4 separate regions of the Homo sapiens genome follow, and regions 1, 2 and 3 are each linked to region 4. Evidence: chromatin contacts called from ENCODE Hi-C or POLR2A ChIA-PET data. All regions are on one chromosome and are shown on one strand. Each heading gives the region's core, a stretch centred on a gene start or an enhancer-like site at or near the end of the contact. The rest is flanking DNA. Distances are from core to core; before and after follow the strand shown. Region 1 holds the start of MNT (MAX network transcriptional repressor). Region 2 holds the start of NCBP3 (nuclear cap binding subunit 3). Region 3 holds the start of SHPK (sedoheptulokinase). Region 4 holds the start of BACC1 (BPTF associated chromatin complex component 1).

What was found. Hi-C counts contacts between places; a loop is a spot of excess contacts on that map. ChIA-PET counts read pairs that join two places held with the same protein, here RNA polymerase II (POLR2A). Pooled maps may share reads with other maps.
Region 1: a map with no recorded cell type shows a loop between it and region 4 (21-fold over the local background). The contact joins the promoter of MNT here to the promoter of BACC1 in region 4. A Hi-C loop is called at or near these places in 4 of 37 single-sample maps with no recorded cell type and 13 of 50 pooled maps.
Region 2: a loop to region 4 is called in a map of ascending aorta, with 6 times the contacts of the local background. The contact joins the promoter of NCBP3 here to the promoter of BACC1 in region 4. A Hi-C loop is called at or near these places in 1 of 168 maps with a recorded cell type or tissue (ascending aorta) and 8 of 50 pooled maps. POLR2A ChIA-PET finds 5 or more read pairs at or near these places in 1 of 52 experiments (Panc1).
Region 3: a loop to region 4 is called in a map of ascending aorta, with 6 times the contacts of the local background. The contact joins the promoter of SHPK here to the promoter of BACC1 in region 4. A Hi-C loop is called at or near these places in 1 of 168 maps with a recorded cell type or tissue (ascending aorta) and 9 of 50 pooled maps. POLR2A ChIA-PET finds 5 or more read pairs at or near these places in 1 of 52 experiments (BJ).

Annotation. Positions count from the first base shown.
Region 1 is chr17:2,399,343-2,402,310 of GRCh38, forward strand. MNT (MAX network transcriptional repressor) reads right to left here and starts at 1,718. Exons shown (of 6, transcript NM_020310.3): 1 at 1,298-1,718. The coding sequence starts at 1,370. RefSeq lists enhancers at 1-402, 403-973, 2,264-2,313, 2,685-2,968 and silencers at 194-683, 1,204-1,263, 1,414-1,493, 1,684-1,993, 2,644-2,963.
Region 2 is chr17:3,844,929-3,847,803 of GRCh38, forward strand. It overlaps NCBP3 (nuclear cap binding subunit 3), which reads right to left and starts at 1,318. Exons shown (of 13, transcript NM_001114118.3): 1 at 1,113-1,318. The coding sequence starts at 1,295. RefSeq lists silencers at 1,017-1,306, 1,487-1,606.
Region 3 is chr17:3,634,765-3,637,689 of GRCh38, forward strand. SHPK (sedoheptulokinase) reads right to left here and starts at 1,486. Exons shown (of 7, transcript NM_013276.4): 1 at 1,288-1,486. The coding sequence starts at 1,455. CTNS (cystinosin, lysosomal cystine transporter) reads left to right here and starts at 1,996. Exons shown (of 12, transcript NM_004937.3): 1 at 1,996-2,067; 2 at 2,343-2,552. RefSeq lists silencers at 1,202-1,261, 2,272-2,361 and an enhancer at 1,742-1,991.
Region 4 is chr17:7,013,170-7,016,035 of GRCh38, forward strand. It overlaps BACC1 (BPTF associated chromatin complex component 1), which reads left to right and starts at 1,613. Exons shown (of 6, transcript NM_174893.4): 1 at 1,613-1,709; 2 at 1,893-1,987; 3 at 2,605-2,706. The coding sequence starts at 1,689. It overlaps RNASEK (ribonuclease K), which reads left to right. Exons shown (of 3, transcript NM_001004333.5): 2 at 497-573; 3 at 976-1,363. The coding sequence ends at 1,117. It overlaps RNASEK-C17orf49 (RNASEK-C17orf49 readthrough), which reads left to right. Exons shown (of 8, transcript NR_037717.1): 2 at 497-573; 3 at 976-1,709; 4 at 1,893-1,987; 5 at 2,605-2,706. MIR497HG (mir-497-195 cluster host gene) reads right to left here. Exons shown (of 3, transcript NR_038310.1): 3 at 2,649-2,845. RefSeq lists enhancers at 1,075-1,575, 1,326-1,455, 1,926-2,426, 2,839-2,866 and a silencer at 1,546-1,995.

The DNA.
Region 1 (2,968 bases), core at 468-2,967, 4.6 Mb before region 4:
TTTCGAGGGAGCGCCGAAGTTTGCCCTTTCTCATCCTGGCTCATTCCAGCGTGGCCCCGGCTGATGCCAGGGGGCATAGTTGGAACGTTTTGGGGGTCAGTGGAAAAATGTGAGCTCTAAATGTCTCGTCGCCCTGCGATTCTGAGGGTTTCCCTTGCCTCGGGATCAAACACAGGAGGTTAGGGGCCAGAGCCGACAGGTGAGCTCGGCTCCTCCCTCGCAGGGCAAAGGCTCTCCCTGGGAGGTGCCCAGAGGCCGGGGCCCGGGCCCAGGCCCAACCCAGCGCAAGGCCCCTTGCCAGCCCCGCCCAGGCCCCGCCCCCGGCCGAGCGCGAGGCGGTGAGGAGGGGCCGGGCCGCGCCGTCCCCAGCAGGAGTGTCCCCGGTGCACGTGGTCGGGGGCGGAGCCCGTCCACGTCACCACCCGGTGTAACCAACGGGCTCGGAACGCAGGCACACGCAACATTCCAGGCGAGAGCGGGTTTGGAACGCGCAGACACGCCACATTCCACACTGGCTAAAGCGGGGCGCAGCGAGGGGGGCCCGGGGGCTGACCCCCAGCGACCCGCGGGCCATTTCGCAAACGCCCAATTAGCCCGGCTTTCACCCAAACCCCGGACGCGCAGCCCAGCCCAGCTCTGGGAGGCGGGGTCAGGCGGGGCTGGCCAGGATCATAAGACACGCGATGTCATTTCATTCTGCAAAGGCCGCCTCCGCCCCAAGCGGCGCGTAGATCTGCCGGGAGCGCCCCCCGCACCCTCCCCACGGGGCCAGGGAAGCCGAAGAGCTGCTCCGCGTAGAGTAGTCCCCACCCCCACTCCGTTACACACACGCCCACTCGTGTGCTATACACACGCCCGTGTACACGTCCGTTCATCTGCTCTTCCCGAGGCTCACATCACACATCCCCCGTGCACACACGCACGCACACGCGAGCCTGCCACCCCCACGCAACACCATTCCTCACCCCACCCCCCGGCTCACACATCCTCAGTGCCACCGAGGGCTCCGCTGGCCCACGCAAAAGCAGCCCACCACAGAAGGGGCACAGGGGTGCCACGCAGCCGGGGTGGCGCCCGCAGGAGCCAGGTCCCTCGCAGCATGTTAATGAATTCATTAATTAATTTCACTGCCCACATCACCCCTCCCCAGGCGGCGGCTCTCGCGGGGAGCCGTGCGCTGCCAGGCTCCGCAGGCCGCCCGGGAGGGGGCCCTGTCCGCGGTTTCGCGTGGGTTCGGGGACCGGGGTCACTCGCTTCCCCTTCCCCAGTGCCCCAGGGGCCCAGCCCGGCCGCTCACCACGTGCTCTCTGTTGTTGCTGCGCTTGCCATTCCAGGAAGCGGGCCGCCTCCAGTAGCGTCTCTATGCTCATCGCGCCGAGAGCTGCCGGGGGCGCGCCGGGGCCGAGGCTGCGGCCCGCGAGCCGGGCACAGGTCAGGCTGGCGGGCAGGCAGGAGGGAGGGATCACCTCCGGGGGGCGACAGGGCTGGGCGGCGCAGCGCACTCCGCAGGGAAGAACGGGGGAGCACGGGGAGAAAAATCAATGTCTCTCAAAATATTTGCAAAATATAAAATTGCAAATTTAAAAAAATGGGATGCAAAAAAAAAAAAAAGGCGGCACTGCCTCCCTTCTTCCCCTCCCTCTCTACCTCCCTTCCGATGCCTCCCGCCCCGCGGCCCCCGGGAGTCCCGCCGACAAGAAAGGGCTTTGCAACAAGATGGCGAGGAGGCACCGACACACACAACAAGGGAAGGAGCCGCGCTGCCCCCGGCCGCCGCCCCCGCTACTACACCGGGGCCACAGCCAAAGCCCGGACCGGAGCCCCCGCCCGCAGGGCCGCGGCGTCTCGCGAAGGGAGGGGCGGGTCCTGCGCTGCTGGCCCCGCCCCCCGGATCCGGCGCGCGCACACGTGGCCCGGGCAGGGAGGGAGAGGTCCGAGCGGGGTGTGCGCGCCGCGGTTCCGCTTTCCTGCTGGCCCCGCCCCGGCTGCAAGCCACAAGTTGGGCCGGGGCGGTGCGTTTGGGTCGTTCACGACGAAATCTGTCCTGCTGGAGGGAGGGTAGGGTGAACAATTCAAGATTTAACAGAGTTCCAACCAGGATATTCCGGGTCAGGGAAACCTTGGGAATGGCAGAGACTGGCCTGACCCTGGGTCTCCACGCTCCACCCACTCGCGACCTAAATCCCGCAATCGCCGGGCTGTCGCAATTCCCCCGGGATCCGCCCCTGGGCGGAGCTGCCGGCGACTGGAGACTGTCAAGAGAACCAGCGGAGGGAGCGGAGCGGCAGTCCGGCTCCGCGTTTTGTCTCCGTTCCTCCCCCCGCAGTGCGTTCGCATCCTATTAGGGGACGTCACCGGGCCGCGAGCCAATGGGCGGGCAGGACAACACGGCATGGAGCAGCTCCACATGGACACCCCGCGCCGCCAGCCTTCGGTTTAAAGGGCCAGTGTCTGCAGGTCACATTCGCGGGTGCGGATGGGGCCACTGGGCGAACCCAGGGTGGGATGCCGTAAGGGGAATCCCGCAGTCGTGCCCTGGCCTCTCCATTCCTTTTCACCACCTTCCATTTAAAACCAGGCCTTTATCTTTCCTTCCCCTGAACTCCAGTCTTTGTCCACGCGTATTCGATGTGGGTGGAGATACGGACTGTGCCACCCCATGGGCCACCCTTTCCTCTGGGGCCGGGGCCAGGGCGGGGAACACGAAGCGCCCGCAGCCCAGACCGGGGGGCGTGGCCCAAATCGGGAACAACAACGTGGAGGGCGGAAGCCCGGCCCTCCCCGCGCCTGGCGACCGGCGGTGGGCGGGGCGCGGGGGCGGGGTCCGCTGCGGCCGGCTGGAACCGCGCTCCCCAGAGGGAGGGACCCCCCGTCGCCCGCCCGCCCGCCCGCGTCTTCCGGGCTCGAGTGTTTAGGGGAGCTCGGGTGCAATCGGAGAGTTAGCTCTTTGAGGCCGGCTGCCCTTAAA
Region 2 (2,875 bases), core at 68-2,567, 3.2 Mb before region 4:
GTCTCAAAACAAAACAAAACAAAAACCATGTTGAACTGAATGACTAAAGGGATGATAACACCTGCTTCACAACTGCAGTAATATTTATTTATTTTGGTTTTGTTTTTGAGATGGGGAGAGGGGAAAGGGGGGACCTCAAAGGGGTCTTGCTATATTGCTGAGGCTGGTCTGGAACTTAGACTCCTGAATAGCTGGCACTAAAGGCGTGCACGGCCAGTATATTTAAGTGACACAATATAGTGAATGGTAAATGCTACTATATTAGCTGTTGTTAATCATAATTATAACGTTTGCCATCTCTAGCGATCATACTTTAACCTTTCTCCATAACTTCAGTCTAAATATGTTGACATGTGGTCAAAAGTAATTCATGTTAGGTGAGAAATTAAGAGGAGTCATCCAGGCCTGAAACCAGCTCTGAGAACTGGATATACAGCCACCAAGTCACAAGCAAAACACCTCTCACCATCCCCAGCGCGGTAAAGGAGGGACCAAGGATGTCTATTGGTCGTCTGCTAGTTTGCTTTCATTAAGAGTCAGATGCTGGGGCCACGGTGTAGGTGTCACTGGAGCTGCGGGGGGGGCAAGATGACCCCGAAGTCACGACAGAAACAGTGAGTTTCTGCTGCTGACAAGTGCAGCCCTCTCAAGACAAAGAGCGAGTGCCATGTTTCCCAGATACAAATTCCTCCGGGGCAAGACCCACAAGGAGACCTGGTTGCTGGCGCCACCCAACAGCTCCTTCTGGGCTGCCCCTGGTTCTGTTCCCGCCCAGGGCTCCCCCTTTATCTCATCCTTCCAGCCCCTCCTCACTCACCTCCTTGCACAGCGCGGCTCAGAGGGGGCAGCGGAGGGGGGTCCTCAACTCCCTCCCAGCTCTCCGCCACCACCCCCCAGCCCCCTCAACACCCATTTCCGGCGCCCCGGCGTCCTTTCTCCCGCTCCGCGTCCCTCCTCCAGCCCGGCGTTCCCGTTCCCAGGACGCTGGCTCCCTCCTCTCCCGCTCCCTTGACTTCCCCGGCTGGGGCTCCGGCCACCGCCCCTTCCGGCCCCCTCCGGCGCTAGACACTAGCCCCGCGACCTCTTCCTTACCCCCCGACCCCCGCCCGTACCGGGATCAGTTCCTTGAGCGAGCGCCGCACAGGCACGATTTCCAGCTCGCCCTCCTCCACCTCCATGGGCTCCGGCTCGCCACGGTCAACACCGGACTCCGCCTCAGGGGACGGGAGCCCCAGGGCCGGCCCCGCCGGGGCCTCCGCCTTCACCGACACCCGCAGGCCCCGTACGGCCGCCATCGCTGCCTGCCGGCCGCACCACTGAGAGCCCGCCCCTCACGGCCGCCGGCTAGAGCGCCGCTGCCACTGGCCACAGAGGAGCCGCCGCAGCTACCTAGAGCGTCGCCGGCTTCGGCCCAGAAGGCCGCCCTTAGCGCCGCCGCCCCCTGGTGGCGGGAGAAAACCGGGCCGGCTGCGCGGGCGGGACCTGGGGAGGAGAAGGCGGGACTGAGCGGGGACGGGGGCGGGGCCTGCGGGAACTACGGAGCTTGGAGGAGACCGGGGTAGTCAAGGGTTACAATGTAGCTACGCCTTGAGGCTAAAGCTGTACTAAAAGCCAACTTTCCTGAGTGATCACTATGGGCCAGACACTTCCAAGCGCTCGAACCCTTAGAACAACTCTATGAAGTAGATCCTATTTTGACCCCCATTTCATATATGAGGAAACTGAGGCATAGAAATTGACCCAAGGTGACGCCATTTAAGGGATAAAAGCTGGATCTAAGTCTTCCAGAGTTTACAATGAGCCTTGATATATCACCTCTGGACAATCTGTAGGTTTATAAAGTTACTTGCCTTGCCAGTCTTTGTCTCTTAAAAGTCTCCCCAAAATTGGCCCATGTTACATACACAAAAATTGAGACTCCAAGAGGGAGAGACCTGCCCAAAGGCCAGAACTTGGACGCCGATTTCCTGACTCCTGAGGGTGCCATCCACTGTAGACCTGTGAGCATAGTTTCCGGCGGATATTTCTAACGAGAGCCTGGTGGGGGAGAGGGGTTGTCTACGCGTCCCGAGGGTGTCACTGATCAGCTGCTGTTCTGAGTCCTGATTTTCTTTTTCTTTCTTTCTTTCTTTCTTTATTCCTTTCTTCCTTCCTTTCTTTCTTCTTTTCTTTCTTTCTCTTTTCCTTCCTTCCTCCCTCTCCTCTTTCTTTCTTTCTTTCTTTTTTTTTTTTTTTTTTGTAGAGACAGGGTTTCACCATGTTGACTAAGCTGGTCTCGAATTCCTAACCTCAAGCGATCCACCCGCCTCGGCCTCCCAAAGTCTTGGGATTACAGGCATGAGCCACCGCGCCCGGCCTGAGTCCTGATTTTGCATCTTCCTCCCTGGGTAACCTTGGACAGGTTTTTGGGTCTGTTTTCCCATCTGAGGAGGGCATAGGTGAGACCCTACAGTCTCTGAGGCCCTGAGGCCCTACCAGCTCTGACCATGGAGGAGCAAATAATGATAAACCAAGGAAGAGCATGGTCAGCATCAGACACACCTGGGTTTCGAGCTGGCTGGCCGGGCCCCATCCACCATGTGTGACCTTAGGCAAGCTGCTTAGCACTTTGGAGTCTCAGTTCCTTCATCAGTAAAATGGACCATTACCTACCTACAAAGGAGGTTGTGAGGGTTAAATGTGATAATTTATATGTAGATACAGGGTCCAACAGAAGGGGTGCAGTACATCACAGTTTTTCTTAAATTTGGGCTAAACCACAGGATAAACACAAGACAGAGCTCTTTAGAGGACTAGTTTTATTTGATGAATGGGACACAAAGTACTTTTAAAAATTGGGTTGAGGCCGGGCACGGTGGCTCATGCCTGTAATCCC
Region 3 (2,925 bases), core at 236-2,735, 3.4 Mb before region 4:
CTTCTATGTAGATACAAAGTGCTCCTGAAATCCCTATCCTCAGAAATGCTTCTGAGCCAAATGGGCTCTGAACCCTAAACAACCGTGTCCATGTATGTGGCAAGAGCTTGTGAAAAACAAAGCTGGGCCAGGCGCAGTGACTCACAACTGTAATCCTAGCACTTTGGGAGGCTGAAGTGGGCAGATCACTTGAGGTCAGGAGTTCAAGACCAGTCTGGCGAACATGGCGAAACCCTGTCTCTACTAAAAATACAAAAAGTAGCCGGGCGCGGTGGCTCACACCTGTAGTCCCAGCTACTCGGGAGGCTGAAGCAGGAGAATCACTTGAATCCAGTTGGCGGAGGTTGCAGTGAGCCCAGATCACGCCACTGTACTCCAGCCTGGGCAACAGAGCGAGACTTGGTAAGAAAGAGAAAGAAAGGAAAGAATGAAGGAAGGAAGGAAGGAAGGAAGGAAGGAAGGAAGGAAGGAAGGAAGGAAGGGAAGGAAGGGAAGGAGTCTCGCTCTGTCACCCAGGCTGGAGTGCAACGGAGCGATCTCGACTCACTGCAAGCTCCGCCTCCCGGGTTCGCGCCATTCTCCTGCCTCAGCCTCCCGAGTAGCTGGGACTACAGGCGCCCGCCACCACGCCCCGCTAATTTTTTGTATTTTTAGTACAGACGGGGTTTCACCGTGTTAGCCAGGATGGTCTCGATCTCCTGACCTCGTGATCCGCCCGCCTCGGCCTCCCAAAGCGCTGGGATTACAGGCGTGAGCCACCGCGCCCGGCTGACCAAAGGTTTCTTGGTCCGCATTCTGCTTCTGTGGAATGAGCCAGGAGCCAGTTAGGCCTGATTTGACATCTGATTTCCGGAGGAAAACCCAGACTCTGCCCTGGGCAACAAACTGAATCCTGAACTTGAGGTCACAGGGCAGGTGTGAGGAGCGGAGAGCAGCAAGAGTGAAAGGGAGGCCTGTGGTCATTCCATACACACAAGAGATCAGTTCCTCCAAGGTCAGGGGACAGAGAGCACAGGGATCCAGCGCCAAGCGCAAGGCCCCCAGAAGAAGCCAGAGAGTCGGGGAGGGGGCGGGGGGGAATCGGTCCCAGCAGGTGGGAAGGATTCTGGGACCAGACCTAAGGGATCATGAGCACAGCTGCTGCAGGCAGACGGGCCCCTGGAGAAGCTGGGGACAAGCTGGAATAGAGACTTCATTGCGGGAAGGGCTGTCAGGGAGGCCTCCTGGGGTGGAAAAGGGTGGTCAGGAGGCTCCTGGAGGCGGCGCGGCCCCGGGGGTCCAACTCACCTGGGGCCCGGCCACCGCGCTCTCGACCGCCGCCTCTGCCCGCGCAGCACGGGCACAGCTCGCCAGCACTGCGAACCCGGATGGGTCGTCGGGCGCGGCCCTCAGCAGAGCTGCCTTCACAGATGTGGTGCCCAGGTCAATGCCGAGGGTGATCGGCCGCGCAGCCATTATCTCCCTGACCCGCGCAGCTCCAGTCTGCAGCCAGCGGCCCCACAAGTCCGCGCTCTTCGCCCAGGGGGGCGGGGCAGGGGCGGGGAGTCGCCTGCCAATCTTTCAGCCACACCCAACATGGAGGCTTCTCGTCTTCCCACTGGCCGGGGAAGGCGAGCTTCCACGCAACCTCTCGGCGGGCCCCGGCTATAGGCGGAGAGGCGGCGGAAGGCGGGACCTAAAGGGGGCCCCGCCCCACGGGCTCTGATTTCCGCCCAATGGAGGGCGGTCTGAGCTTCGCTCACGAAAGGAGCCGGGAGGCGCTGGCGGCTCCAAGAGTCTCTGTGTCCCTGGCAGCGGACCTCATCTTCCCTCACGCCGGAGCCCCGATCTCTGCGCCCCGGCCCGACCCAGCTGCGCTCTGTCCGTCTAAGACGCGCGGAAACTACAACTCCCAGAGCTCATCTCGCCGAGATCCGGCCCCACGAGTCAGGTGGCGGAGGTCAGGTGACAGCGGACCCGCCTCTCCCAAAGTCTAGCCGGGCAGGGGAACGCGGTGCATTCCTGACCGGCACCTGGCGAGGCTCATGCGTCCCGTGAGGGCGGTTCCTCGAGCCTGGGGGCGCTCAGGTGAGAGCGGACGCGGCCTCCCCTGTTTCCCAGGCGGACCCCTTGAGGCACAGCAGGTCAGCGGGGCAGCCTGCCGGGGGTCCAGCGCCCTCAGCCGCGGCGGGCTCCTTTCCCCGCCACCAGTGCTGGCCTCGCGACACGGGACAACCCCCGGGTGGAAGGGCCCGAGCGGTGGTCAGCCGAGGCAGGGGCAGCGGGCTGCCGGGGTGGGTGCCGTTCCCAGCCCCTTACCTTCTGCTCAGTTGCCGCCTGGGTCTCGGTTGGGGAATTTGCAGATTGCTTTGGAGACGCTGAGAGAACCTTTGCGAGAGCGCCGGTTGACGTGCGGAGTGCGGGGCTCCGGGGGACTGAGCAGCACGAGACCCCATCCTCCCCTCCGGGTTTTCACACTGGGCGAAGGGAGGACTCCTGAGCTCTGCCTCTTCCAGTAACATTGAGGATTACTGTGTTTTGTGAGAGCTCGCTAGGCGCCCTAAGCAACAGAGGTAACCACTTTATATCCTTGTTTCTCAACCTCGTTATTCCTACCTACCCCCTTCCCATAAAATTTAATACCACTAGTACGCTGTGTATTTGTTTCTGTGGCCACAAACCATTGTAATAGCTAGATTTCTTCACTACCACCCCAAGCCAATTTTTTTTTTTTTTTTGAGATGGAGTCTGCAGCCTCTGTCACCCAGGCTGGAGTGCAGTGGCGCGATCTCGGCTCACTGCAACCTCCGCCTCCGGGGTTCAAGCGATTCTCCTACCTCAGCCTTCCGAGTAGCTGGGACTACAGGCCTGAGCCACCATGCCCAGCTAATTTTTGTATTTTTAGTAGAGATGGGGATTCACCATGTTGGCCAGGCTGGTCTCGAA
Region 4 (2,866 bases), core at 363-2,862:
GGAGGAGCCAGGGCTGGTAAAGGTGGAGACCCCTCAAGGTAGGAGAAACAAGAGCGGGGTGCCTGAGAGGTGCTTGAGTTGAATGGAGGACATGGGAGGAAAAGAGAGTGCTTGTTCCAGAAATGTGTAGCTGGGCCTTGTTTTCCCAGTAATCCACCCACCGCCACTTCAAGAAGAAATGATATGAAGAAGTGCCGGTTCTCCCTCCCCTCTTCCGCACTGTCCCGTGATGATGACGCCTCCAGAGAGGACGATAATCTGGGTTCCTGGGAGAGATGGCTTGGTCACTATTCCCACCCTTGCCTCGACCACTTGTCTCAATGTCACCACCTCACGCCCTGTTCCAGGTGGCTGAGTCCGAATCCAGTAACCACCACCTCGTTTTGGTTAATCTCAGGCTCGGGTGTTGTAGCAACATTGGAAATGGGAGGGGTTTACGAAGTGAACATGAGGTCAGGTGCCTGAATTCAACAGTCTACCCATTCCCCTTTTCCAGATAATGCTCGGAATATTTTTCAATGTCCATTCCGCTGTGTTGATTGAGGACGTTCCCTTCACGGAGAAAGATTTTGAGTAAGTATTCGGGTGGGGGAGGCGGGCTGGGAGCAGGTGGGAGGTGGCGAGGCCTAGGGTCAGAATTACGTCTGGGAGGCCCGGTGCTTAGGGCCCCTAGGTTAGAGGACTTGGAGAGGAGAGCGGCTTTCTTGAGAATGTGGTTAGGAGCCAGGGAGTCAGACCTCAGCGGCCATCCCAAACCCACCACCTTAGGTGTGACCTCTTTAGGTATTTTACTTTTCTGTGCTTCTCAGTCCACCTCTGCAAAATGGCTATGACAGATCTCACCCCATAGGATGGTCAAGAAGATTGAATAAAGTAATACACGTAACAGCGCCTAAACAGGTGTCGGGCACATAGTGCTCAGAAAATGTTGGCTCCTATTAAAGTTTGACCCCTTTGCTTCATTCCCACCCCCAGGAATGGCCCCCAGAACATATACAACCTTTACGAGCAAGTCAGCTACAACTGTTTCATCGCTGCAGGCCTTTACCTCCTCCTCGGAGGCTTCTCTTTCTGCCAAGTTCGGCTCAATAAGCGCAAGGAATACATGGTGCGCTAGGGCCCCGGCGCGTTTCCCCGCTCCAGCCCCTCCTCTATTTAAAGACTCCCTGCACCGTGTCACCCAGGTCGCGTCCCACCCTTGCCGGCGCCCTCTGCGGGACTGGGTTTCCCGGGCGAGAGACTGAATCCCTTCTCCCATCTCTGGCATCCGGCCCCCGTGGAGAGGGCTGAGGCTGGGGGGCTGTTCCGTTTCTCCACCCTTCGCTGTGTCCCGTATCTCAATAAAGAGAATCTGCTCTCTTCAGCCCTGTGTCTGTGCTTGAGTGGGGGCGAGCACGGGGCTGAGACTAGAGGTCGGCCTCTGCCTGGAAAGTCCCGATGTCTGAGCGGAAGTGGAGCGAAGTGTGGCGCGGAAGTGAGGCGAAGGCTTTCCCCATCGACTGGGCGCGCCGAGCGGTCTAAGCGACTGCGTCTGATGGGGCGGGGAGCCGCCGGGTTGAGCCTATCCGCTGCGGGGAGGGCGGGACTTCCTGCGCGGGGGCCCGAGCCGCTCAGTCTCCCTGCTCTCCGTGGTCCCGGCTCGCGTGTAGCGGCGGCGGCGGCGTCTCCGTGAGGAGGCGCGCGGGGCCATGACGTCAGCGTCCACAAAGGTTCGACCTCCCTCGCGGACAGCGCTCCCTGGCGGCCACGGGAGGGCGGGCCCCCCACTTGGCTCGCGGCTCTTCCGCCCCGGGCGGGGGGCGGGCGGGAGCCGAGCCTGGGGTGGGGCTAGGGGCTCCGGGCGGGACGGGGAGGGCGGGCGCCGGCCCCCCGTGACGCTGCCCCGCCCCCAGGTCGGAGAGATCTTCTCGGCGGCCGGCGCCGCCTTCACGAAGCTCGGGGAGCTGACGATGCAGCTGCATCCCGTGGCCGACTCTTCTCCTGCGGGGTACGTGAGCCCGGACTGGGACGTGGACGCTGAGAGCGGGCGCTTGGACTCGGTCACAGACACGGACCCTCTCTAGCACAGGGACAGACATTAGTTTCCCTTTGTGCGTGGCACAGCACAGAGTCGGTGTTAATAAATGATCGTTGGGTGAGGGAATGAATGACAGATAAAAATACAGACAGGCCCATAGCCCAGACTCCTGTTTCACAGTTCTCCCTGCTGCGAACGGGTCGACCACAAACCACCGCCACTCCCAACCACCCCAGTTCATGGAATTCCCCCAGACGGCTGCAGGCTGTGTTGGTGGGTCTGTTTTGAAAAGCCCTTCCTGGCGAGTTGGTTTCAGTGTGCTGTGTACAGCAGCCGTTTAACGTTGATGGTGGAAAGGGGTGTCTAAGGTGGAGGTGGTTGTGATTTCTTGTGATTGGGGTCCTCCCGGTTCCCGCAGGGCCTCAAGAGCTTTCCGCCTCCCCTTACGGAGGACCTCTTTATGCATCCGTGGAAGGGGTCCCAGAAATCGGAAGGAGGCGGCTGGTTGGCTGTGGGATGCATAGCCTGTGGGCGGGCTCCACACCCCCCCTCCCATTTTTGCTATCCCCCCTCTCCCCTTCTGACAGTGCGAAGTGGACGGAGACGGAAATAGAGATGCTGAGGGCTGCTGTGAAGCGATTTGGGGACGATCTTAATCACATCAGCTGTGTCATCAAGGAACGGACAGTGTGAGGGAGGGTGGCTGCCAGAAAAGGGCGGGTGGGCAGCCTTCTTCCTCCTTACCCAAGGTTCCATCGTCCTCAGAACTCCTTTCCAGCTCAGCTGCTTCCCTACTTTGTCACTAGTTTTTTAGAATCCCCTTGAGGACTGAAAGAATAGAATTGTCAC